Regions from separate parts of the Homo sapiens genome. Here region 2 is linked to region 1. Evidence: chromatin loops called from intact Hi-C (ENCODE). Cell type or tissue: endothelial cell of umbilical vein. All regions are shown on one strand. Each heading gives the region's core, and the rest is flanking DNA. Links, peaks and the distances in the headings are about the cores only. Region 1 overlaps CDH13 (cadherin 13). Region 2 overlaps CDH13 (cadherin 13).

What was found. Hi-C counts contacts between places; a loop is a spot of excess contacts. Peaks named below come from ENCODE experiments on the same cell type or tissue, not always from the same donor. Only the 100,000 strongest peaks of a DNase experiment are listed, where the experiment ranks them.
Region 2: a loop joins it to region 1, with 2.4 times the contacts of the local background. A loop is called at or near these places in 5 of 110 quality-filtered maps.

Annotation. Positions count from the first base shown.
Region 1 is chr16:83,300,050-83,312,418 of GRCh38, forward strand. The region is part of intron 5 of CDH13 (cadherin 13); the gene reads left to right. Among named protein-coding and RNA genes, the nearest start is that of CDH13-AS1, 93 kb to the right of the region's middle. In endothelial cell of umbilical vein, for the core only: no CTCF peak of the experiment used is centred there; DNase peaks (open chromatin) are centred at 5,252 and 8,562; H3K27ac peaks cover 1,629 bases.
Region 2 is chr16:83,350,337-83,362,705 of GRCh38, forward strand. All of the region lies in intron 6 of CDH13 (cadherin 13), which reads left to right. Among named protein-coding and RNA genes, the nearest start is that of CDH13-AS1, 43 kb to the right of the region's middle. In endothelial cell of umbilical vein, for the core only: a CTCF peak has its summit at 6,081; a DNase peak (open chromatin) is centred at 6,045.

The sequences.
Region 1 (12,369 bases), core at 1,431-9,430:
GCCATATTCTGTTCATTAGATGCAAGTCACTAGTTTTAGCCCATACTCAAAGGGAAGAGATTACCCAAGAGGGTGAGTACCAGGAAGCTGGGATCATTAAAGACCATCTTTGAAGTCAAGGATATGCTCATAGAGCTGATAGACAGTGATAAAACCTCAGCAACTGACCAGAAAAGGTCAACTTAGAAAATGAGATTTTGTAGTTTAAACTCCTGGAAATTCATAGATCATAACATTTCAACTTACTTTTAAGTTGAGTGACATGAAGAGATAGGTCAAAATATTTACATTTGCTAAATGTGTACTTACTGTTCTTTATATAGAGCTTTGCAGCTTACAACATACAGTTCTGTGTCAATATTTTCATTTGATTTTCTCAAACCTGGAAGGGAGGAATGGAAGATGTTATCTCAAATTTAAAGACAAATGAACTGAGACCTGACAAGTTACCAGCTGAGTAGGTTACATCTTTCTGCCAGTTCATGTGTTGGTTCAACAAACGTATACAAACAAATCTTATGTGCTTGGCACCATGCCAGGCAGGGTCTGGGGACGCAGTGTTGGACAACATGAATGTAGTTCTGCCCTCCCAGAACCTAGTATCTTGTCAAGATGAGACGTTAATCCAATTAAATCTTACATAAAATAAGACTGCAAACTTTAATATTTTCTAATGGTTGAAAAGGTTATAGATCATGATTTATGCAGTTTATATATGCAGGTTTACATATTTTAAAATTATCCAGCTGCATTCTTAAGATTTGTACATTTTACTGTGTATGTGATGTTTTTAGAACATCCTGGGAAGGAAAGCTACATAGCGCTAAGGTAGTTCGTTAAAGAAGACGTGGCTGAGAGCCAGGAAACAGGGATTTAGATTTCCTCTTCACCAAGTGGCACATGTGTCCTGAAAATGTTAAACTGTGGGCATTTTTAATATTGCACATGTTGAACTGATACATATAACTTTCTGGGGTTTTTTTTTTTTTTTTTTTTTTTTGAGACAGAGCCTCACTCTGTGGTCCAGACTGGAGTGCAGTGGCACGATCTCAGCTCACTGCAACCTCTGCCTCCGGGGTTCGAGCCATTCTCCTGCCTCAGCCTCCCAAGTAGCTGGGACTACAGGCGCCCACCACCACGCCCGGCTAATTTTTTGTATTTTTAGTAGAGATGGGGTTTCACTGTGTTAGCCAAGATGGTCTCGATCTCCTGACCTCATGATCCGCCCGCCTCAGCCTCCCAAAGTGCAGGGATTACAGGCGTGAGCCACCGCACCTGGTCAGGGTTTTATTTCAGAACCGTTTATTTCCCCAGTACATTTATCCACTCTACCTCCCTCTCTGTGATTTTCCATTTTCAGGCTGTGCCGTGCTGGTTTTACCCAGTACCTTGTTTAATGATGGAGCTCATCATTTCGGAGTTTTTCTCTCCGTGATGCTGCCACATGTGTCAGGGCTGTGTGGCTGTTACAGAGGAAGGGTCTCGTGGGGAGGGAGCAGTGAAACTGGTGGAGCAAGCAAGGTCGGACCGACAGACTATCTTCTCGGATGTAAGAGAGGTTGTTCTAGGGAAGCCGTGTTCCTGGCGCTGGGAGGCTTTACGAAGAGTTTTTGAAATCTCCAGCTTGAACGTTAGTGTACCTTATTATGGCTATACTTGGTCTCAGGATGCCTTCTGCCCTCTTATTTTTTCCTTCTTTGATGTTCAAAAATTTACATCATTTCCTGTAATTTTTTTTTCTGTAAAGTTTTGGCAGACACAGAGTCACCACTATTCATTTTACAAAAATACATTTATGCTTAATTTAAAGAAATAGGCAGGGAGAGGGGTGCTCTGGTTCTTGTTTTCTGGCAGATACTTAAGAAAATTGGAAGAAATCACTTTGAAAGATCAATGAGACTTCAATAAAGTAAATTTAAGAAAAAAAAAAAAGAGTTAAGGAATGAAGTAAAACTTGCTAGGGTTAAAATCCCAGCTAGTCCATTCCTTACCTTTCTTACCTGAAAAATGAAAGTGGGGATCGTCCTTACCTCATGTTGTTGTGAGTACTACGTGATGTAACACACAGAGAATGCTTAACAGAGTTCTCAGTGTAGAGTAAGCTAACAAAGTTGACAGCTGTTGGCCTCATGACATCATAGAAAATGTGCCTAACCTAAAGTCAGAATCCCTAATTTTAAGCCCCGCTTTTACTTCCCGGATATTCATCCTTTATTGGTTACTTTTAACCTCCTGTTGCTTCAGTTTTCTAAATCTGTAAAAGGGAATGTAATACTGACATTATAGATAATTCCATGGCAATCAAATCATGGAAAATATGTAGAAGTTCTTGGCACAGAATAGCAGCTCTGTAAATATTAGTCGAATCTGACTTGTAACATTACCAGGACCCAACATTTATGTCAAGAAGGCATTTTTCACACTGCACAAATGGGGCTCCTTATATTCTAGAAAATAAATATCATGAAAGTCACAACATAAATGTCCTCTCACTTCTTATCCCTTAATTCAGAGCTATTCAACAAAGTCAATTTTGGGAAAATGTTGCAAACATCTGATATTTACCAGGAATTAGGGGAGAAACAGTGGATACTACCATGGTTCCTGCTTTTAAGGAGCTCATAGTCTAAGAGTGGAGTCAGATAAGTCAACAAGATTACAAAATAAATGCCAGAAGAGGAAAAAGTGGGAGACGCCAAGGAGGCAAGGAGGGACACCAAGCCCAGCCACAATAAGAGTGGGAATGTCAGAGCAGGTGACACAGTGAGGTTGCTTTAGCTTCATGTGACAGATATCTCTAACTCAGACTGATCTAAACTTCAGTGAGAAAATAAATTTCATCAAACTGGGAGGTCAGAGGAAGGGCAGACTTCCAGGTGCAGTCACTACAGTTGCTCAAAAATCTCATCAAGGTATTCGGTTCTTTTCATGTCTCTGATCTATCATGGCTGCTGTCATTTCCAGTCCAACAGTAGCTCTGTTTCAGTATCATGATGGCTCCAGCAATTGCCCACATGATGGCATCAGAGAGACAAGGGGCATCTCTTTTATCTGTCATCTTTGGGAGGAGAAGGAAGGAAAAGAGAATTTCCTATGTTCTTTTCAGCATGGGCCAGTGTTGGGGCCAAGGGAAAGCTTCCCCTTCACCTTCCGAAGGTTCACCTTCTGCCCTCTGAAAAAGAACTAATGTTAGGAAGATGAATAGGAGAAAAGGCACACAAATTTATTTAATGTGTATTAGCCTAGAAAATCAAAGGAGGATGATCACGCAATAACCCAGTAGGTCCAGATGCTTATACAACTTTCTTCATTGGGGAATGAGAGATTGAGTCAATGTGTCTGTCAATTTGAAGGGGAGTAAATAACTTTTAGGGGGAATGAATAAGCCCAGTGCTGAGACAATGGTTAGTAAATAATGTTCTCTTTGGGAATTGAACAGGATTGGAGACAAAGTTTGTCTGGGCTGTAGGTGTGATGTTTAATTTCCAGGCTCTTTGTCATAATAGGAGTTTTAATCTTCTGGTTAATGAAGTTACAGGGAGGGGGTTGAAGGCCATTTGTTCCTTTTGCTGGGTATGGTTTGTAGGTAGATAAGGAAACTTCAACGAACAGCCTTATCCTGTGCTTTGGGAGTGAAAGGTGATTGAAAGATGAAGGAATAGGGGGAAGGTCAGAGAAACCTTGAGGCTACTGCTTCAGTTTAGCATATCTCAAAGAGCCATATTTTGGAGTGTTGTGTTCTGATCCCCAATACCAGAATTAAATCATCTACCCACCCTTAAACTACACCTTGGCAAGGGCACAGGATTCTCATGACAGGCTTAGTGGGGCATCTTGGGTGACAGGTGCATTGAGGGGTTGACCTCCACAATGACCAGGGAAGGTTTTCCCAGGGGATCTCAGACTTTGCCTATCTGATAGGATGAATTGGGCTTTTTCTAGTCTCTATGTGTTAGAGGTAGACAGAGAAACATCCCAGGGTGTGCAATGGTATTGAGCATAAAATATTTTAATTATTCATGGAATTCCAAGTACTTTTATTTGACTAGACTATGGGGGTAGCGCAGAGTCCAAACTAGTAATAGGAGATAAGGCTGGAGAGGTAGGTGAGGGCTGGATTATGAAGACTCTTACCAGCCATAAGAAATGTGGGTTTTATCCCACAGAAACTGGGAACACGCTGAAATATTTGAAGCTGAGAAGTACATGAAATTGGATGTGTCAGTTCCATCTTGAACCATCCACTAAATGGAAAGGGGAGTGAGGCAAGATTGGAATCTTGGGAAAAAAGACTGTGTTGGTAATTTTAGAAGGAGTCTGAATGGGACCATATAGCTGGTTAAGTGGGTGGGTTGGGGAATGAGAAGGAGCTCAAGGTGATTATTCTGTTTTTTTTTCTGGGATTTTCAAGCTTCCCTAGAAGTCTACATAAAAATAGATATGGGAAAATCAGAATCTAAGAGCTGGCTACTCAGATTTGATGTAGTTAATACAGAATGACTATCAAATAATAGATATTTGTCCTCGATACATATGGGATCTTGGCCAGCTGGATAAATAAATGAGTATTGTTTTAATAAATGCCCATTGGAACAGGTTCTTTACTGAAAGGAGGAATAATGATAATATTGTGTTGTACGAGAGAGTGTGGATGAGATATTTATAAGCAAGGCATTCAGCAGGTGTCCTGTGGGTTAATAGTCTGGGAGTAAATTCATGTTCATGTCATGTAATAACCTTGGTGAAGCTGCTAGTAAGAGTGAATTAGGCTTCAGTAGCAAACTCTCTCCCTCTCTCCCCCACCTTTCCTCTCTCTGTCTCTCTCCCGTATGTGTGTGTGTAGTGTGTAGTTTATTAAGTCTTTAAGTATTTTATTCATAGCAGAACTTTCCCACTTTTCATATTTTACAAAGGAGCATTTTATTTAAGCTCCAAGTATGTGTAATTGCAATGAGCCATATACGCATTCCCCACAGACCGGGAAGCTTTGCCACCTAAAACAGAATGCTCTCAATGTAAGCCCAGGTGAGAGTTCTAAGGGGCTGTCCTGGGGGGACTCTCCTGCTCTGAAGGGGGCCATCCTGGTCTAGGGGAGCTGTCCTGGTTTGGGAGTTGGTGGGGCTCTCCTTGTCTGAGAGCTGACTCATTTGTAGGCATCCTCATTTCAGTGTCAGAAGGACTGTCCTGCTGTTGATGACTTCACTTTACTTAAGCATGGTTCAATCAGAAGCAGGGGAGTGAGGAAATTCCTTAACATATTTATCAACATCTGTTTCTAGGCATCCAGCTATGTACAGGAAGGAACTGTTGACCACAGAAAGCATCCTGCTTGGGCATTTCTGTGCAATGTCTCTTTGCTGGAAGGACCATTTTTAATCTACCCGTGTAGCCAGTATGTCCTGAGGTTTCCATTCTAATCCCAAAATATGTATATGTCATGGCACTTTTGGAGGGTTTTGTCTTTCTTTGTACAGCGTTGCGGTATTATCATAAGAAAAGTCTAGAAGTTGCAATTATATCTTCCAAGTTGGCATCCCAGTTCTTCCACGTAGCAGCTATAACCTTGATGCAGTGGAATACAGGCGACATGGCATGTGACTTGGAGCCAGATGGGAGTTTGTATCTTAGTGCTGCCAATTAATAGCCATGTGATCCCGGGGGCAAATGATGTTCCATTTTCTTTCATCTGTACAATGGGATTAATACTACTTACCTTAGGATGTTGGTGAACAGATATTATACTGTAAAGCTACCTAGTAGGAGGCCAAACGCATAATAGATACTCAATAAATTGTAGCTGTCGCAATTATTGACCTCCTGGACTCTGTGTCCTAATCTACAACATAGGAATAATGACAGTGCCTAACTTGCAGGTTTGGTGTGAACAATACAGTGATCATTCTAATCTAGAACAGGGTTTCTCAATCTCATTCTTGGCACTATTTTCATTTGAGGCTGCCCTGTGCACTACAGAATATTCAGCAGCATCCCTTTACTGCACCCCCTAGATGGGTGTAGATACCTGTAGCATTCTGCAGCCCAGGTTGTAATAACCAAAAATGTCTCCCGACATTGCCAAATATTCCCTGGCTGGGGAAGGTGGGGAGCTAACGTTGTCACTGGTTGAGAACTACTGTTCCAACATATAGAAGAAAGTATTCTATAAACAAGGGTAGGTACCGTATCTGTGCTATGGTTTGGAGGTGGTTTGTTCTGGTTCCCACCAAGGCTTATGTAGAAATTGGATCCCCAGTGTGGGGGTGTCGGGAGCGGGGAGGCTAGCAGGAGGTGTTTGGCTTATAGGGGCAGATGTCTCACAAATGCTGTTCTGGAGTTTGAGTGAGTTCTTGCTTTTGAGAGCCCAGATTCATTCTTGTGGGGATGGATTAACTCCCCTGAAAGGAGGCTGTTATAAAGCAGGATGCCCCTTGGGTTTCATTCCCTTGGCATGTGCCCACTTCCCCTTTGACTTTCTCTACCTTGTTGTGACAGCTCAAAAGTCCTCCCTAGAAGTCAGCGCCGAATCCTTGAACTTCTCAGCCTGCAAACCTGAGCTAAATTATAATAATTCTGTAATTATTCATGGAATTCCAAGTACTTTTATTTGACTAGACTATAGGGGTAGCACAGAGTCCAAACTAGTGATAGGAGATTAGGCTGGAGGGGTAGGTGAGGGCTGGATTATGAGGACTCTTGCAAGCCATGATAAGAAATGTGGGTTGTATCCCACAGAAACTGGGAACCCACCAAAATATTTGAAGCTGGGAAGCACATGAAATTGGAAATTAGACTCTTCTTTGGAAATTACCCAGTCTCAGGTATACTTATAGCAACACGAAATGGGCTAAGACAATCAGACCTATCCGTAAAGTTGTGGAAAGAAATGCAGACAGGAAAAAGAAAATCATGTTTGTTTCCTGAGCCTCTAGATAGTAATGCATACATGAGAATAGTGGAACAAATTAAACCTCTTTCGGCATGAATAAGCTCTTCAAAGTTCAGCTCCACATATAAGCTACAGTTGGGTGGGGCTGTCAATTTTCAGGAAAAACTTGTGGTAACAACACAGGGTTTGCAGTCACTTCTGCTATAAGCCATGGTGTCCTGGGAATGTAAGTGGTAACGCCTGTTCCCTACCCCCGTGGCTGAGGAACACCAGCCCTGCCCTATTCCTCTGTGGGTGATTGTGGCGATAATTCTAGTTCCCTGGAAAGCACACATCTGAGATTCAGCATGATGTATCTTATCCCCAGCACGATTATTTTCCCCCTCATTTTTTCTTAAGCCCTTCTCCTGGGAAGATAAAGGTCAACTTAAACCTGAGCTCCAGGCAGTGCTACCTCACTTCCTCTTCACTGATCAAATCTTAAAGCAACAGGAATGTTCCAGAATTCCTCTAAGTGAATTGCACTTGTCTGTAGTTGTGTGGGCAGTTCTGAAGTAGCTCTCACCTCACATTTTAAGGCAATTTTACTAATAGGAGCACCAAATCCTTCAGGGCCAGGAAAGCTCTATTTAACCATGAATTTCCTCCCTTGGGGTTTCGTTATGTTTGGTTACAAAGTAAAATAAACCCACACTGCTTCAGAGTCTGGAGAGGCACAGGGGCATGATTTAGCTATGTTAATAATAGAAATTGAAAAGTATTTTAAAAGATAACACACCACCTGTGCCTTCTTTTGATTGTGAGACTAAATGAAGAAGAAATTTTTTCCCCGGAAATGTTACTGCTCTGAACAGCATTTTAGCACTATTATCCCATGATAACATCAGAGCGGGGGAGTAATTATTTGCCGGTAATATGCGTGCTGCCGTTAGCTGAATATGGCAGCACTTCCATGCTGAGATCTATGAAGTATAGATTATACATTTCCATGCTCATTCAAAATATGTATTTTTTATGATTGATGAGGACATTGCAGCATGCCACCTTCATAATTTGCATTTTTAAATGGTTCTGTGTGTAAATCATTGGCGTGTATTACCTCAATCAGAAGCCAAATAACTAATTGTAAAAGCTCTAAAATATGCTTTTCTTAAATATGTTGTGCGGGAATCAGAGATAAATATACCTTAACACATTTTTATATTTCATTACTATTCAATATATTTTTTTTGTTGTTCTAACAAAGAAAACCTCCAGCTTTTATAATACCATTACCGTCAAATTAAAGACTAGCCTTCATCTTTCCAAACATATATTTTGTGCTTTGCTCAAAGCCAGGAATGACCTGGCTCATGAAGGGGTTCATTAGCAAGATGCTTGAAGGAAAGGAAAAATTTGCTAGTTGATCGAGAAAATATAAATGATGAGGCTAAACTCATATTTGAGATGTTCTAGATTTTCCTGGTGAGATTTCAAGGTCCAACACAGGATTCTAATATTCTCAGAAGATCTCCTACATGAATTCCTTCAAACTTGAGAATTACATTTACTCTCCACACAAAGGGAGTAGGAATTTTTCAGTATAAGGCAAATGGCAACAAAAACACACTAGAGATTACAAAGCCAACGTCACTATTATTTTTAAAAGGCTTTATGAAAACATTAGTGCTGAGCCTGGGTGATTTATGGCACAGATCCATGGAAAGAACCTTTCCTAAGCCCACATTTCAGCTAGGGCTTTGCCTGGGAGAAAAAAGGAAGCCCTTGCTTCTGGAAGGCTCCCCTCACCGCCGTCTCCATATGTGGGAAGTTCAGAGCTGAGGTAAAATGAGGAAGGAGAATCAAGACCCTGGAAACATATGCCCAAGAGGGAGCCTGAGAATCTTTGCAGAAGTTGAAGTTGAAACAGAAGTTTACTAAGATGCTGAAACTTAAAGAATGAAAACCATCAACTAGAAGAGAGTAGGGGATTCGGGAAGCCTCCAAAGAATTCACAAGAACATTCAGATGAAGGGAAAGAGGGCACCAGGTCACACTGGGTTGGTTGCCGAGGGAAATCCCTCCCCTTGTGTCCTAAATCATTCCCTTGTCACCTTGTTATGCCTCAGTCCTCAGAACCACTCCTTACTGTGGCTTGGTGCTTGTCCCTCCATATCGTAACTCTGTTTTATATTCTTTTGACTTTCCTGTTTCTTCTGCATGTACATGAGCCTCATTAGCATTGAGCTTGTGTCTGTTTTGTTTGCAGCGTTATACCGAGTGCTTGCCTACCAGTGGGCTCCAAAGGGATTTTTGCAATGACTAAGGTGGAAATTGAATTTGGGAGTACTGGGATCTTTGGGAAAAGATCTATATCGAAGTCAGATTTATATGGTGAGAGCACTGTCTTCAGCAGATGTCCTTTGAGGGTCCAGGTCAGTCTCTGGAGGCACTCCCCTCTCTCCCTTCTTTTTTTTTTGAGACAGAATCTTACTCTGTCACCCAGGCTGGAGTGCAGTGGCATGATCTCGGCTCACTGCAACCTTCTGCCTCCCAGCTTCCAGCAATTCTCCTGCCTCAGCCTCCTGAGGAGGTGGGATTACAGGCGAGTGCCGCCACGCCCAGCTCATTTTTGTATTTTTAGTGAAGATGGGGTTTCACCATGTTGGTCAGGCTGATCTCGAACTCCTGACCTCGTGATCCACCCACCTTGGCCTCCCCAAGTGCTGGGATTACAGGCGTGAGCCGCCACGCCCAGCCCCCTCCTTCTGAAACTTGGAATGTCCTGTTGCAATCCTTAGAGCACCTGTACTCAGGGTATGGAAGCACTCATGAGGACATGAGCCTCAGCCTTCTGGAAAAGAGGACTTTTCGCTTGCTATAACTCCCATGGGATTTTTTTTTTTTTTAACTTTGTCTTTGTGGACTTCAGAAGTCCTTCCAGACAAATGGCTGCTTTATTTGTGAGGTAGTGATTTATATCCCTGGCAGAATAATCCTGGGTGAAAGTGGCTCTCCCTCAGCATAAAGGAATAGCAAAACATTTATGAAAGGGAGACAGAGCTTCAGATGAGTGGGTACAAAAGTTCCGCACAATATCAATGGTTGAAAGAATATGCATATATTAATTAATAATTCCGACATACTTCTTTTATAAGGTCCCTTATGAAAGATAGACTATTTTCCACATTTACTGTGCATTGGAAGTGACAGATGAAATTAATATGCTTCATAAATTGCCATCACAGAGGGTCAATTAACAAGTGAACTAACCTTGTGAAAGTCATTTTGAAAGACTAGTTATGTCTGTAATATTCCCTGTCAAATTAGGTAAAAGTGGGAAAATTAGATGCCTGTCAAATAAATAGCAGTCTAAGATACGGAGTAATTGCATTTTTGATAAGGTAAATTAGTTTCTGTGATTGTTGCTTGAGAACAGAAAATGAGTAGTGGAAATAGTAAAGATCTGAAAATTCTGTGTGTGGGTACATGTGTGCACATACATACAAATATATGTAACAGATGCATATTTGTGTGGATGTACACACATACGTACAGAGAGGCAGAGAGGAGAACACTGAAGATTCAAATTGGAAGTAAGACAGGTCCACACTCCTTAGCTAAACCATCACCTCCTCTTCCACCAAGGCTATTGCCTTTTAGGTCCTTCACACGTACCTGGCCAGCTCCCACCTTTCTGCCTTTGCTCACTTGGCTTCCTTTTTAGTTATGTCTGCCTCTACTTCATTCCATCAAAATGAACCCTGGTGCTTGTACAATGGGTTGGACAGTGTTTGGGCCATGCATGGACCAGCACAATAGTGTCTGCTGCCCTAGAGCTAAAATTCCCTCCAGGAGAGAACAATAACCTAGGACCCTGAAGCTGAGATTCTTGCAGGTGACTTGCTTCTGCCTGCAAAAGGACTAGAGAAAGGAACCCTCCTAACAAACCCAACTGAGCCAGTTTGGAGGCTGAAGGAATTAATGTAGCAGTCAGATCACATGGCTGTTTTCACCCAATCCACCTGACAGGAAGTTCCAGAAAGACCACACAACACACACAAAGTACTCCCACATAAAGGTTATCCTCTTCCAGGACAGATGTGGTGGGAGCCTCCCCACTTCCTTCCTGATGTAAAAGTTCCATATGGAGTTTTACTGCTCTCCTGCTCCTCTGACGTCTCGGTTCTGTTCTTCAAAACTCTGCCATGTCTGTGATGAAATTAAATCCCTGACTGGGTCTCAAGTTCCTACTTGTCATATGAATCAGTAGAGCTTAAAATTCATCTGAAGTCTTGGTTGTCTGTCCCCATTCCTCCATGACCTCCTTTGGGGCTTGGAGCAAGTCAACTTCTTATCAGGATGTGTGTCCCGGTGTGTGAAAGGAGGCTGCTTTGCAGCAAGGAGATTGTTAAAAAAAAAAAATTAAAAAGTAAAAGTCGTTATATTTTTGTGTATACCAGAGCCCAGCTACACATATGTAATGTAGAGAAAATACTTTCTCTCCAATCCTTTTTCTTCCTCTGAGTTTTCTCCTTATACCTTTTAATTGTCAGCGAATTCCCAAAGGCATATGTACTGAATCTGCATGTGGATTTTGTATATACATATATATTCACAAATGCATATGCTATGATTTGTGATTCCCATTTTACAGAGTTTAAAACTGAGTCTCAGTGAGGGGAAGTAAACTGCATGCAGTTCATGCAGTTACTAACAACGTGCCTTGTTGTTCTGTACATAGCATAGGAGGTTGAACCCAATTAGTCTGACTCAAGGCTTGTACTCTCTATGATATCCAGAACGCTCTTTTCTTCAAAGCCAATTTTATTCCAGCTTGGACAAATTCTACGCATCTTCCTAATAAAAGAAGAACCTTGCCAGGTGCAGTGGCTCACGCCTGTAATCCCAGCACTTTGGGAGGCCAAGGCGGGTGGATCACCTGAGGTTAGGATTTCGAGACCAACCTGACCAAAATGGAGAAACCCCGTCTCTACTGAAAATACAAAATTAGCCAGGCGTGGTGGTGCATGCCTGTAATCCCAGCTCTCGGGAGGCTGCGGCAGGAGAATCACTTGAACCCGGGAGGCGGAAGTTGCAGTGAGCTGAGATTGTGCATTGCACTCCAGCCTGGGCAATAAAACTCCATCTCAAAAAAAAAAAAAAAAAAAAGAATCTTGGGAGACAGTGTGCCTCCACTTTTTTGTCTATTGGTTGTATTACAAGTTCTTTTTCATTTTCTGCCCTTGATTGCACAATCTCCTTCTCTCCCTGGTCTGCCCAGTGCAGACAGATACAGATGAGCCGGCTCAGTCTGTGTCCATACAGATGCGGACCAGCTCACAGTACTGCTCTTATGTGAGCTGCTCAGAGTTCTGTGATTGAAGGACAGGGAAAAACTGCCAACTAAAGCAATAGAATCATTGGATGGACACTGGCCATATTTTGCAAATCTAAAAGCTGACAGCTGGGTCTCAGAAAGGACAGGAGCAAGTTCAGTTCTG
Region 2 (12,369 bases), core at 2,839-10,838, 52 kb after region 1:
AAGAATTAGCTCCCAAACTGCATGACTGACAAAGATGAATGTGGCATTTACCTAAAGGTGCACGTTCTGTGTCCTGAAAGATGCACATTGCTTAGGCATGTCTGATCCTTCTTCTTGAGGCTGTTGAAGACAAGCAGAGATTAGCAGTTACGTCCTCATTGTCTAACTTCTGAAAGCCCAGCCACTTTCCCTCCCTCTCTTTCCTGTCTTAGTCCCTTTAATTTTTTTTTCCATCCAGTATGCTTAGCAAGCATCTACTCTGTGCTGGCGCTATTCTAAGCTCTGAATGTGCAACACTGGACCTGGCAGGTGCTGCTTGTTCCCTCCTGGTATTCATAGCTGAGGAGGGAGGATAGCATCCAATAAATCAGAAAGAAAATTGCGGCAAGTGCTACAACATAGTTGTATGGGAGGCTCATCTCGGGAGGGGCCAAACCTAGTCTTGTAGTGAGATAGGAGGCCGCTCTGAAGAGATGATGTAGGGAGTTTTTGTCTTTTATTTTTCCTCCAGGATCCACCTGAGTTCCTTTTCAAGACACAGTTCCTTTAATTTTTAAACACATCCAGCCATTCCAGACATAAGAAAAAGCCAGCCGATCAAGTCGCCTTTGGGACTAATGGCTATCCTGAGAGCTCAGCTTTGCTTGGAAGTTGCTATTTTCCAAAACAGCTTGAGCTAAATAAAGATGGCTGGGATAGTTGATAGTTGATATTTGACACCTAGCTCAGCCGATGGTGTTCAGGTTGTTGCTATGGCCTGGTAGTAAAGTCCCTTTTCTGGTTACTTTTTACTTGTTGCAGTAACTGTGATGTGGCTTTTCAACCCATTGACTGTTAATTTTTTTTTGCTGATATTTTCAGACTTTCATGCTGTAGGTTCCTCCATTCTCAACTGCCCCAACCAATCCTATGTGTTTCTGGAATATCAGGCATGTGGCTATTTCTTTTTTTTTTTTTTTTCCTTAGGTAGATATATTTTTTAAAAAATAAATAAAGCAATTCTGTTCTTTTCAAGTGAAAGAAAATGCAGTCACTCTCCAGTGCCACCATCCAGAGATAACCACAGTTGACATTTTAGTGAGTGCAGTTCTGGGGTTCTCTCCTGGCATCTCTACACAGAGAGATGCAGGTGCACAGTTTTACAGAATGGGAGCTCTATGTGCTTTTCCGTAAATCTCTCTCTTCACTCCTCAGGGTCCTATGGACATTTTTGTAAATCAATAAACATCAAGCAACATCATTGTTTCAAACAGCTAGAGTCTGGATCTACCATCGTCTCCTTAACCAATTTCCTATCGATTTAAGTTGTTTTCACTTTTCTACACTTCCATCAATTCTGCAGAAGAGAGCTCATCTCTTCCCATGTTTGTGACAATTTCTATAGGATATATTTACATGAGCTGGATTAATGGGATGGCGGATATGCCCTGTTATGTTTTGATCCCTATTCAGGTGATGCTTCTAATCAGAGGATTTTAGTCTGTATCTTGGCTAAGCTTGTTCATGCAGCAGGATACAATAGTCTTTCTTTTCACACACAAACATACTGATGGATATTTTTGTTTGTTTCTCCAGATGACACTCAGTATCTACAAGTTTTTGTGGTCATTTCACTAGCTGTTTTGTAGATAGTGGATGGCCTTGCTATGGAATCCTTGCTGGATATTGTGGTGGAGGCAGAGGAATGCAGTGGTTGAGACTGGCCCCTTTCCTTAGGTCATCACTGGAATTTTAGTGAAGAAGTGCTGCCCAGGGATGGCATCATTAACATGCTGCAGAGCCCTTGAGCTTGGAGGAGACAGCACTTGAGTTATGGTACAATTCACTGTAAATGTGTTTTATGGTCGCCTAAAATGTGTTTAGGTGACCATAAAACACGTTTTATGAAAGAGTTGCATAATCCAATCAGAGACCATTTCCCAAAAGGAAAATTCACAGCTAAATGGAATGAAAAGTATTATCTGAACTTCACTAGCTATTGACTCCACCTAGTCGTTCAAGAGGAAAGCGAATGCTTATACATTGTTAGTGGAAATGTAAACAAATACAACTGTATGGAAAGGAGGATGGATAGTTCTCAAAAAACTTAGAATAGAACTACCATTTAATCCAGCAATCCTGCTACTACTGGGCGTCTACACAAAGGAAAAGAAGCCACTGTATCAAAAAAACACCTGCACTCATGGTTATCACTACGTATATTCATCACCACACCATACATACATACACACACACAATGGAATACTATTCAGCCATATAAAAGTATAAAATCAGCCGGGTGCGGTGGCTCACGCCTATAATCCCAGCACTTAGGGAGGGTGAGGCAGGTGGATCACGAGGTCAGGAGATCGAGACCATCCTGGCTAACACGGTGAAACCCCGTCTCTACTAAAAATACAAAAAATTAGCCAGGTGCTGTGGCAGGCACCTGTAGTCCCAGCTACTCAAGATGCTGAGGTGGGAGAATGGCATGAACCCGGGAGGCGGAGTGTACAGTGAACCGAGATCGTGACACTGCACTCCAGCCTGGGCGATAGAGCGAGACTCCGTCTCAAAAAAATAAATAAATAAATAAAGTATAAAATCATGGCTTTGGCAACAATGTGGATGCCATTATCTTTGGTGAAATAACTCAGAAAGTCAAATACTGCATGCTCTCACTTATAAGTCAGAGCTAAATCATGTGTACACATGGACATAGAGTGTGGAATAATAGACTTTGGAGACTCAGAAGGGTGGAAGCGTGGCAAGGGTGTAACGTGTGAGAAATTGCTTAATGAGTACAATATATGTTACTCAGGTGATAGTTACACTAAAAGCCAAGACGTCAGCACTCTGCCACATGTCCGTGTAACGAAACTGCACTTGTACTGTTAAATCTATACAAATAAAAAAGAAACTGAATCTTTGCCAAGTTGCTCCTAACTATGTCTGAAGGTCCTCTGGTGATATCTCACACCGGCTCAGAACCAAGACAGTCGGCTCCCTTGTCATAGCCATTGGGATTTCCCTCCTCCATATCCCAGGCCCCCACCCTGATGGGCACCATTGCACATGTCAGGCCCGCCCTGATGGGCACCATTGCACATGTTAGGACCCTTGGCTGCTGGCTCATGGGAGCTGGATACCAAAGCATCTGCTGGGACAGGAGAGAATGCCTGAACCCCTTTATTCTGGTAGAAGAGTATCTAACCAACCAACAGAACTGTATGTTTCTTCTTTAATGTGAATAACTGTGAAAACAACTCTTTTCATTTTTATTTATAGCTCTCTCTCCCCCTAAATTCACACATGCATCTCTGGGGCTGGAGATCAGCTCAAGAGATGGACACCCCATTGTTTCCTGAAACACTCTCCTCTCTAACCATGAAGTCTTATTCCTGGACTAGCCTATGTATCTGCCTCTCCTCTGCCCATCACCCATGCTCATATCATTCACATTAGACCTTTGTATTCTGGGTGAACTGGGGAGATGTGGCCCTTGGGTTCACTTTGATTACTTCCTTGTAAAAATAAACGCTTAATAGCCCTGCCCACTAATTTTTTGGATATGATATTTTAGGCCCAAGCCGGGAGTCATCCTTCCATCACTCTATATTTGGAAGAGGGAAGGATTTGTGGCATCAAATATTTAAAAATAAAAGTAAAAATATTAAAATTAATTGAGTAACTTAATTAAAATAATAGTTTAAAGTGGCAGCAGGGCAAAGGAGCATTTGTAGCTTCAGAAATGTAGTGATCATTCTACAGTCTTTTGAAAAGATAAACCTGACAGGAATTTCTAGCGAAAATGAAAATTGGTGACGGTTGAGCAGCTGCAAAGCAAAAGTGAAAAAGTCCTTGAGTTGTCCTAGCACAGAACGTGCTCACCAGCGCCGTTGGATCCTATCCCTGATACCAAAGGATCCACTGTGAATAGCCCAGCAATTTTTAGCACTGCAGCTGAGTAAAACAGAGTGGCAGATCCAAATGTCATTAAACATTTATAATTTCGGGGAAACCCTTATTTCAAATCAATTCTTCATAACCATTTCCTCAGTAAATTCATTCAACAAGTATTTATCGGGCAGTTTCTATGAGTCAGATAATATTATAGGGGCTGGGGATATAGCAGTGACCAAGACCATTTAGAACTCTATTCTTAAGACATTGCCACCTTCCTGGGAGGAGAAAGGTGCCAACAGAAATGGATAAGCCAGATAATTTAAGTTTCGGATAAAATAAAACAAGGTACATTGTTTTATTGACATAAGGTCAAGAAAAGTCCTCTCTAAAGAGGTGATGTTGAAGCTGAGCCCAGTGAAATAAAGGAGCCTACCAAGTAAAGGCATGGAGAAAGGATGTTCCAGACGCAGGGGCCAGGAAGTGCAGAGACCTGAGGCAGGAATGACCTGAGGGACGGTAGTACCAGGTGAGACAGGGAGATGGGCAAGGGCAAGGGCAAGATCGTTCTGAGCATGAGTCAACAAACTATGGGCCATGGGCCAAATGTGTCTCTCTGCCTGTTGTTTTTTAAATAAAGTTTTATTAGAATACACATGTGCCCCTTCATTCATGTATTGACTATGGCTGCTTTCGCACCATATTGGTAGAATTGGGTAGCGGGGACACAGACTGTATATTCCACAGAGGCAAAAGTATGTAATACCTGATCCTCTGCAAATAAAAAGTTTGCAGACCCCTGGCTTAGAACTCCATACATTTTGATTACATTTTAAACTTAGTAGGAAGCCCTTGGGTGGTTTTAAGCGAGGAAATAGATATGATTTTACTGCTGAAAAATGACTTGTGCTATTCTGTGGAGAGAGAAATAGGGAAACAAGGCATTTCAATGTTCTAGGCATGAGAAAACCATGGCAGCTACGGAGATGGAGAGAAGAGATCACATAAAATTTTTACAGCAAGTGTGTGACAAATCGGAAAATTCTAAATATTGAGTCATTTTATGATGCCAGCTTATTATAACTGATGCCATCTATGTGGAATTACAATAATACTGTAAGCCTTAATAGGTTTATAAATTTTCTGCAAGTATAAACCAGAATCTACCTTCAGTTCTCTTTCTCAGCAACACAGTTAAGACCAGGAGAACTGAATGGTTTTCTCTTCATCCTTCAACTTCCAACATTTAGCAGAGTCCCAGGCACAAATTATCCACCCAATAAATTCCACTGGATGAACAAATGGCTCCAAAGGCCAGAAAGCCTGAATCCCGATAAACTGTTTTTTAATTCAATTTTTAAATAAATGGTTGTATTTATTGAAAATGTATTCATTCTTTCAACAAATACCTTTAGAGTACCTGCCGTATACCAGGTATGCTGTTTAATGAGGATGGGGTTGGAGGGGGTGAATGCATGAAACAGAATGGATGCTGACTCTGTAGAGCTTGCAGACGAAAGAGGAAGTCAGTAAATAAAGCATCACTGTTACACAGGGGAACGTCAGTTTTCAACTGCTACACAGGGGAGCATCTCTCTAGGATTAAGGGAGGGAGATGATGCCTGTCCCAGGGTAACACAGCAGTGGTAATCAGCTGTATATTTTTCTAGCACTATTATGTACTGGATACTGGTCCAGGTTCCACACCTACCTTTTAAAGCAGTCCTTACAAACGTTTGACAATTGAGGAAACAGACACTCAGGGAGGTTAGGTGACTCCGCCGTGGTCACACAGCTGGTGGGTGATGAAGCTCAGATCGAAACTCAGACCTGTATGACTCTAATTCTTGTGCTTTTTCATTTCATCCCCATCCACAACACCCACTGTCCTTTAACTATTTCACCCGTGATGATGTTGCAAGTAATTCCAAAGTTGCTACCTTAAATGTAAGAGAGCATTTTCTTACACAGATGAGTGAGTTTATTTATTTTCATGTGTGTGTGTGTGTGTGTGTGTGTGTGTGTGTGTGTGTGTGTGTGTGTGTGTAGATGAGAAAGAGAAAGAGAAAACCACCAACCTTCCTTAGTCATTTTATAGTAGCCCAGCTTGCCAGGTAACTCCACGCAGCCCATCCTTACTGGTGGTAACCTCAAATAAAGCCAGATTCTCCCCCTAGCGGTAGTTTGAGAGATGCTCAACAACTCGAAGATTCATAAAGCATGCTGAGCCATCCATCAGTCAAGACAGGCCACAAATGTCAGAAAAGATTGATAATCAGCAGGGAGCTTGATAAAGCAGCTTTTACTGCAGCACCCTTGCTCTAAGACTCCCATCCCTTCTGAGAACGCAGTCTAGAGCTGCTGCTTCCATTTATCTATACAAATACCTTTGAATCACTTCACCTTAATATATATATACAGTAAGATTTTTTTAAAGCCCTGAATAATTTATGTATAGAATCACCTCCCTTCTTAACCAAATGGAAGAGATTCAGTATGCTAAGTTCAATGGGAAGAGGGTATATAAAATCCCTTTCAAGTATATGTCTTATAAAATATAGGTCATGAATTGAGTTTTTCAGTATCAAAGAAAAAAAGTTTAATAGACTTACAGCTTTCTTGCTTTAATTATGGGTGCATTTTTTAAAAACCAAGTATAGTACCCAAGCTATTTTATTATTCAGAAGACTGGCTCTTTTCAAAGAAGTGTCAAAAGTTTGGTTTGGGGAATTCTTGTGTTTTCTTTCTTGCTCCAGTTTTCCACTTTTCTTTAGTGTGTCACCATCTTTATCTCCTATGATACTAGTTTATAAAAGGCTTCTAACATGGATGCCTTCCTCTTGGAAGTGGGTTGGGGTTCGTGTTTCTATAGTCAAGCTCTGTATCCTTAAAAAAAGGCCTGCTTTTCAGAATGATGGAGGACCTCGCTGGCCTGTTTCCCTGGCCCATCACATCCAGACTCCAGAGCTGCTTTGCCATCTGTTCCTCTCCTTCCTTCTCATTTCTGCAATTTTACCCTCTATCTAGCTGAAGAGGTTCTATGCTTGTTGGCTCACACTAAAGTCATAAGCCAGGGCTAGAGGGGATGACTTGAATAGTAACATGTGTGTACATATACGTGTGTATGTGTCTGTACATTCACATACACACACATGAAATCAGCTTCGGTCTGTGATGCACCATTCAAAAATGTCTGCGTAGATTTTCACTAGCTTTGGAAACCACGTTTGATGTGGTTTAACTGGAAATATTGACCCACGCAACTAAAACTCAGGTAACCCAAGAGACTACTACTGCTGGCAGAGTCGTGTTTGCTGATTTCAGACACCATGGAGCAGTGGTCCAAGTTTGAATGATTTTGTTCCCAGGAGACACTTTGGGTTCCACACTGGGGAAGAAGAGGGTACAACTGGCATCGAGCGGGCCAAGGTCAAGGACTGGTAAACATACGTCAATGCATAGAACGGCCTCCACAGCAAAGAATCATTTGCCTCAAAATGTCAGTAGTGCCAATGTTTCTCCCTAAATGGAGAAAATGTGGAGTTTTAGTTATAAAGCCCAAATGTAAAGTTGGCAGGAGAGATGCTACAAATTGTAGGCATTGGTTGGTACCTTTTTATAGTGAGCCACAGGAACCCATTCCTCTAAGCAGGATCAATGGACATGGAGCTCGTTTTAACAGTGAGCATTTTGCGAGTGGGAGATGTTGCCAGGCCCTCTGCTGAGGGCTTCCTGTGTGTTATCTCATTGACTTGCCACAGCAGGCTAGAGGCGGATGCTATGATCATCTCTATGTCCCAGTGAGGAAACTGAAACTTCAAGAAGCTAGAAAACAAACTGTCCAGCAGAGCAGAAGCATTTTCCTCAAAATCCATTCTGCTGTCCTTTAGTAACAGACCTCAGTATACCTTAGCAGCAGGTGTCCGTATGAAGACTGTATTGCTCAGCCTCCCTGGCAGCTAAATGTGGTGATGTGAGGAAGTACTGACCAACAAGCTAGAAGCAGGGGTCTATGTTAGACTTCTAGGATGGATTCTGAAAGGAGCCACCTCACCTAGGAAGAGTACCCTGTATTCTCCTCCTACCACCTATTTCTTTTGCTGTCTGGAGTAGCGATATGATGGCTAGAACTCAAGCAGCCACCTTGCTCTGTGACACGGCCTCAAGGGTAGAAAATATGTGCTAGGAAGGCAGGACAAAACACAGAATAAGACCTGATTCTGTTGCCTGCGGAATGCCATGGCAGCCCTGGATTGCTTCTCTCCAGAATTATTTTACATAAGAGAATTATGAACTTCTGTCTTATGTAACTCAGTGTTATGTTGAATTCCCTGTATTTGTAGCCAAATCTAATAACAGCTGAAATATGCAGCATCACTCAACCAGTAAAAATTAGAGCCCAGACTATATGACGTTGAGTCAAGCCACGCTTTTTAACCACTGTGCTTTGCTGCTTGAGACATAAGCCCACTTACACCTCTGTATGCCTTTCATGCACCAGTTTTCCTATGGTAATCAGAAAATTGAGTCTTTATTGGAACAAAAATGGTCTTTGTCTCCTCTGTTATCTTAGAGTTCCTTCCAGAAAGCATTCTAAGGCCTCTTTGACATTAGACATTTTTATTAGGTTAAAAAAAACCCCACTGCCTTATGATGGGAACTTTCTTAGTGTAGTTATTTTGATTTCCTAGTATTACTGTAATTTCAGATCACAGTCTAGTACTAATAATCTGAAGAGATTCCAATAATGCACACCATGATGGGGCTGCCATTTATGTCAGTGTGCTGGCTTCGTGTCCACATTCCAGGGGCCAGAGAGGAAAACTTTAAAGGGCTCTAGAAGGTTTTCAGAGAATATTAATTTTTTTCTTGCCAGTGAATCAAGTTGAAGTGCATCATGAGAAAGTACCTGTGAGTTCATCAGGGAGATCAATGTATTCTGACAAGGGTACAGCACAAGGGTTGAGATGGCTGATTCCCATCTCCAAAAGATCTGGTTTTCAGCTATGTTTCCACTGTGATTATGAGACCTTAAACATGTTATCTTACCTCTCTGGGCTTTGAGTAACTCTTTTGATCATGAGGCTAATAACAATGCCCCAAAAGGATGGCTGTGAAGGTTCTGTGAGCAAGTAGATATCAGGCTTTGAGCACCATGACCAACAAAATGCCACGTGGGTCACAAATACTGGCAGCCAGCAATGGCTTCTTTTCAGTGGTGCTAGTTCAGGAGGGTCTTAGTGTCGTCACCCAGCAGCTTGCAGGAGTTGGAAAGACTCTAGAGACCCATGGAGCTGAATTCTAGTCCTGGCTCCTTCTCTTATCAGCTGTGTTAATTTGAGCCTCTATTTCCTCTACTGAATTGGTGATAATCTTCTGTGGCAGCACTTTGTACGAGTTTGAATTGGGCACATTCGAAATGATTCATTATAGAAATATAAATAAAATTTTATTTGTGCACAGAATTAGAAACAGTGTGCTCTCCAAATTTTAAATATTTGTCACAAATTTGCAATTTCAGAGTGGTTGTCAGGATTCTCTCTCTCACTCTTTCTCAGTTTTAATGAGATATCATTCATATACCATACAATTTACCAATTCATCCATACAAAATTTGTCATTCGGTGGTTTTTAATATATTCACAGAATTGTGCGATCATTGCCACAGTCAGTTTTGAACATTTCTATTATCCCAGAATGGAACCCTGTAGCCATTAGACGTCGTTCCTTATAGTCTTAGGACACCACACATATACTTTGTGTTTCTATAAATTTGCCTTGCTGGGCATTTCATAGAGAGAGAGTACATAGTACGTGATCCTTTCTGCCTGGTTTATTTTACTTAGCGTGTTGTTCAGGTTTCATCCATGTTCTGTGTAGCAGGTAACAGTACCTCCTTCAGTTCTATTGCCAAAGATAGGGCTTCCTTTTAAAATAAATTTGCTCTCGCCATAGGAAATATCGCTTTAGCTTGTGCAGATGAATATGCACCATTCTTCGTCAAGATTAGTCTTGAGTTATGCAAATTCTGAATTATCTGAGATATTCGACAATGTACCACGTACGGAAAATACATCTGTGTTCTGTGTACCTTGCAGTTTTGTTATGAGAATTAAATGAGATAATACACGTAGCAGCAGGGCTCAATATATGGGAGGGGGTTCCTCAAGAAATAGAGCCTTCTACAATTTTAGTTGGTTTGATTGTTTCATGGTAGATCTATTTTTTATCTGCTTTTTCTATAATCTCAACCTTTTTTTTTTTGGATTTGGGCATACACATGCAGGCTTATTGTATGGATATATTGTGTGATGCTGACGCTTTGAGTATGATTGAATCTGTCACCCAGGTAGCACCATAGTACCTAACAGTTAATTTTTCAACCCTTTCTCACCAGCACCCTCCGCTAGTCCCCAGCGTCTGTTATTGCCATTTTTATGTCTAAGAGTTCCTTATGTTTAGCTCCCACTTATAAGTGAGAATGTGCTGTTTTTGGTCTTCTGTTCCTGCATTAATTCAATAGGATAAAGGCTTCCAGCTGTATCCATGTTGCTACAAAGGATATGAGTTCATTCTTTTCTATGGCTGCATAGTATTCTGTGGTGTATGTGTACATTTTCTTTATCCAGTTCACCATTCATGAGTACCTAGGTTGATTCCATGTCTTTGCTATTTGAATAGTGCTGCAACAAACATATGAGTGCATGTGTCTTTTTGGTAGAACAATTTATTTTATTTTGGATATATACCCAGGAATGAGATTGCTTGTTTTAAGTGCTTTGAGAAATTGCCAAACTGCTTTCCACAGTGCCTGAAGTAATTTACATTCCCACGAACAGTATATAAGCTTTCCCTTTTCTCCACAGCCTCATCAGCATCTGTTGCTTTTTGACTTTTTAAAATAGCCATTCCAACTGGTGTGACATGGTGTCTCATTGTGGTTTCAGTTTGCGTTTCCCTGATGATTAGTGATCACAATTTTTCATATGTTTTTTGGATACTTGTTTGTCTTCTTCTGAGAAGTGTCTGTTCATGCCTTTGCCCACATTTTAATAGGGTTATTTGTTTTTCGCTTGTTGAATTATTTAAGTTCCTTATAGATTCCAGATGCTGGACTTCCATCAGATGCATAATTTGTGAATATTTTCTCCCATTCGGTTTGTTGTCCATTTACTCTGTTGATAGTTTCCTTTGCTGTGCAGATCTTTAGTTTAATTAAATCCCACTTGTCAATTTTTGTTTTCCTTGTGATTGCTTTTGAGAACTTAGCCATAAATTATTTCCCAAGGCCAATGTCCAGAATGGCGTTTCCTAGGTTTTCTTCCAGGATTCTTACAGTTTGAGGTTTTAAATTTGAATATTTAATGCATCTTGAGTTAATTTTTGTATATGATGAAATGTATGGGTCATTTCATTCTTCTGAATATGGCTATCCAGGTATCCAGAACCATTTATTGAACAGAGAGTCCTTTTCCCATTGCTTATTTGTATCGGCTTTGTGGAAGAGCAGATGCCTATAGGTGTGCAGCTTTACTTCTCAGTTCTTTATTCTGTCTCATTAGTCTATGTGTCTATTTATGTACCGTACCATGCTGTTTTAGTTACCGTATGCTTACAGTAGAGTTTAAAGTCAGGTAATGTGATGCCTCTGGCTTTGTTCATTTTGCTTAGGATTGCTTTGGCTATTTGGGGTATTTTTTGGTTGTATATGAATTTTAATAGTTTTTCTAATTCTATCAAAAATGATCTTGGTAGTTTGATAGGAATTGCATTGAATTCATAGGGAGCTTTGGGCAGTATCTCATCTGTTTTTGTGTTTATCTCACTTTAAGGAATCTCCATCTATGAAAATTCCAACTGATTAAATAAAAAATTAGTCATAAGTCCCCTCTAACAGACCTGCTCATCAAGTGTCTCCAAGATGCTGTTTAAAAAAATCTGGTTTCTTCCAAAGTGTCAGGCTTTCAGGAGCCCACCAGTGATTCAAGTTACATACCCCTTCATAAATTTCCACGCACATCCACATATTCATGAGGCAATCTGAGACCTTTACCTTTGTCAGCCTGAGTACATTTCTATTATGGCAATGTCACAGCCGCGTGTATGAGCTGTAATGAAAGACAGCTTTTGAAAACTCCTATTCTAAGGTCTTTCCTGACCTATTTCAGCAAAATGTGTAAGTGAAAGACATTTAGACACCTTTTGTCTTTATCTCTTTTTGCCCTAGGCAATTAGGTGCCACAACAAATGACATTTTTGCTCCTTCAGCAAGCCATCATGGCTCACCTCATAGGTGGGAGACACCAGGATGAACACTTTCAAATTCTTTATCCCATTCCATCCCCCCAGTGAGATTGGGTATTACTGTCTCCATGTTTCATGTGAGGACACAGAAGCTCAGAAAGGTCAACACCCATAATCAGAGGGGGAACCATGTAAGTCTGCCTTTGCCTGACCTCAAATACCATCTTCCTTCAAGGATACTGC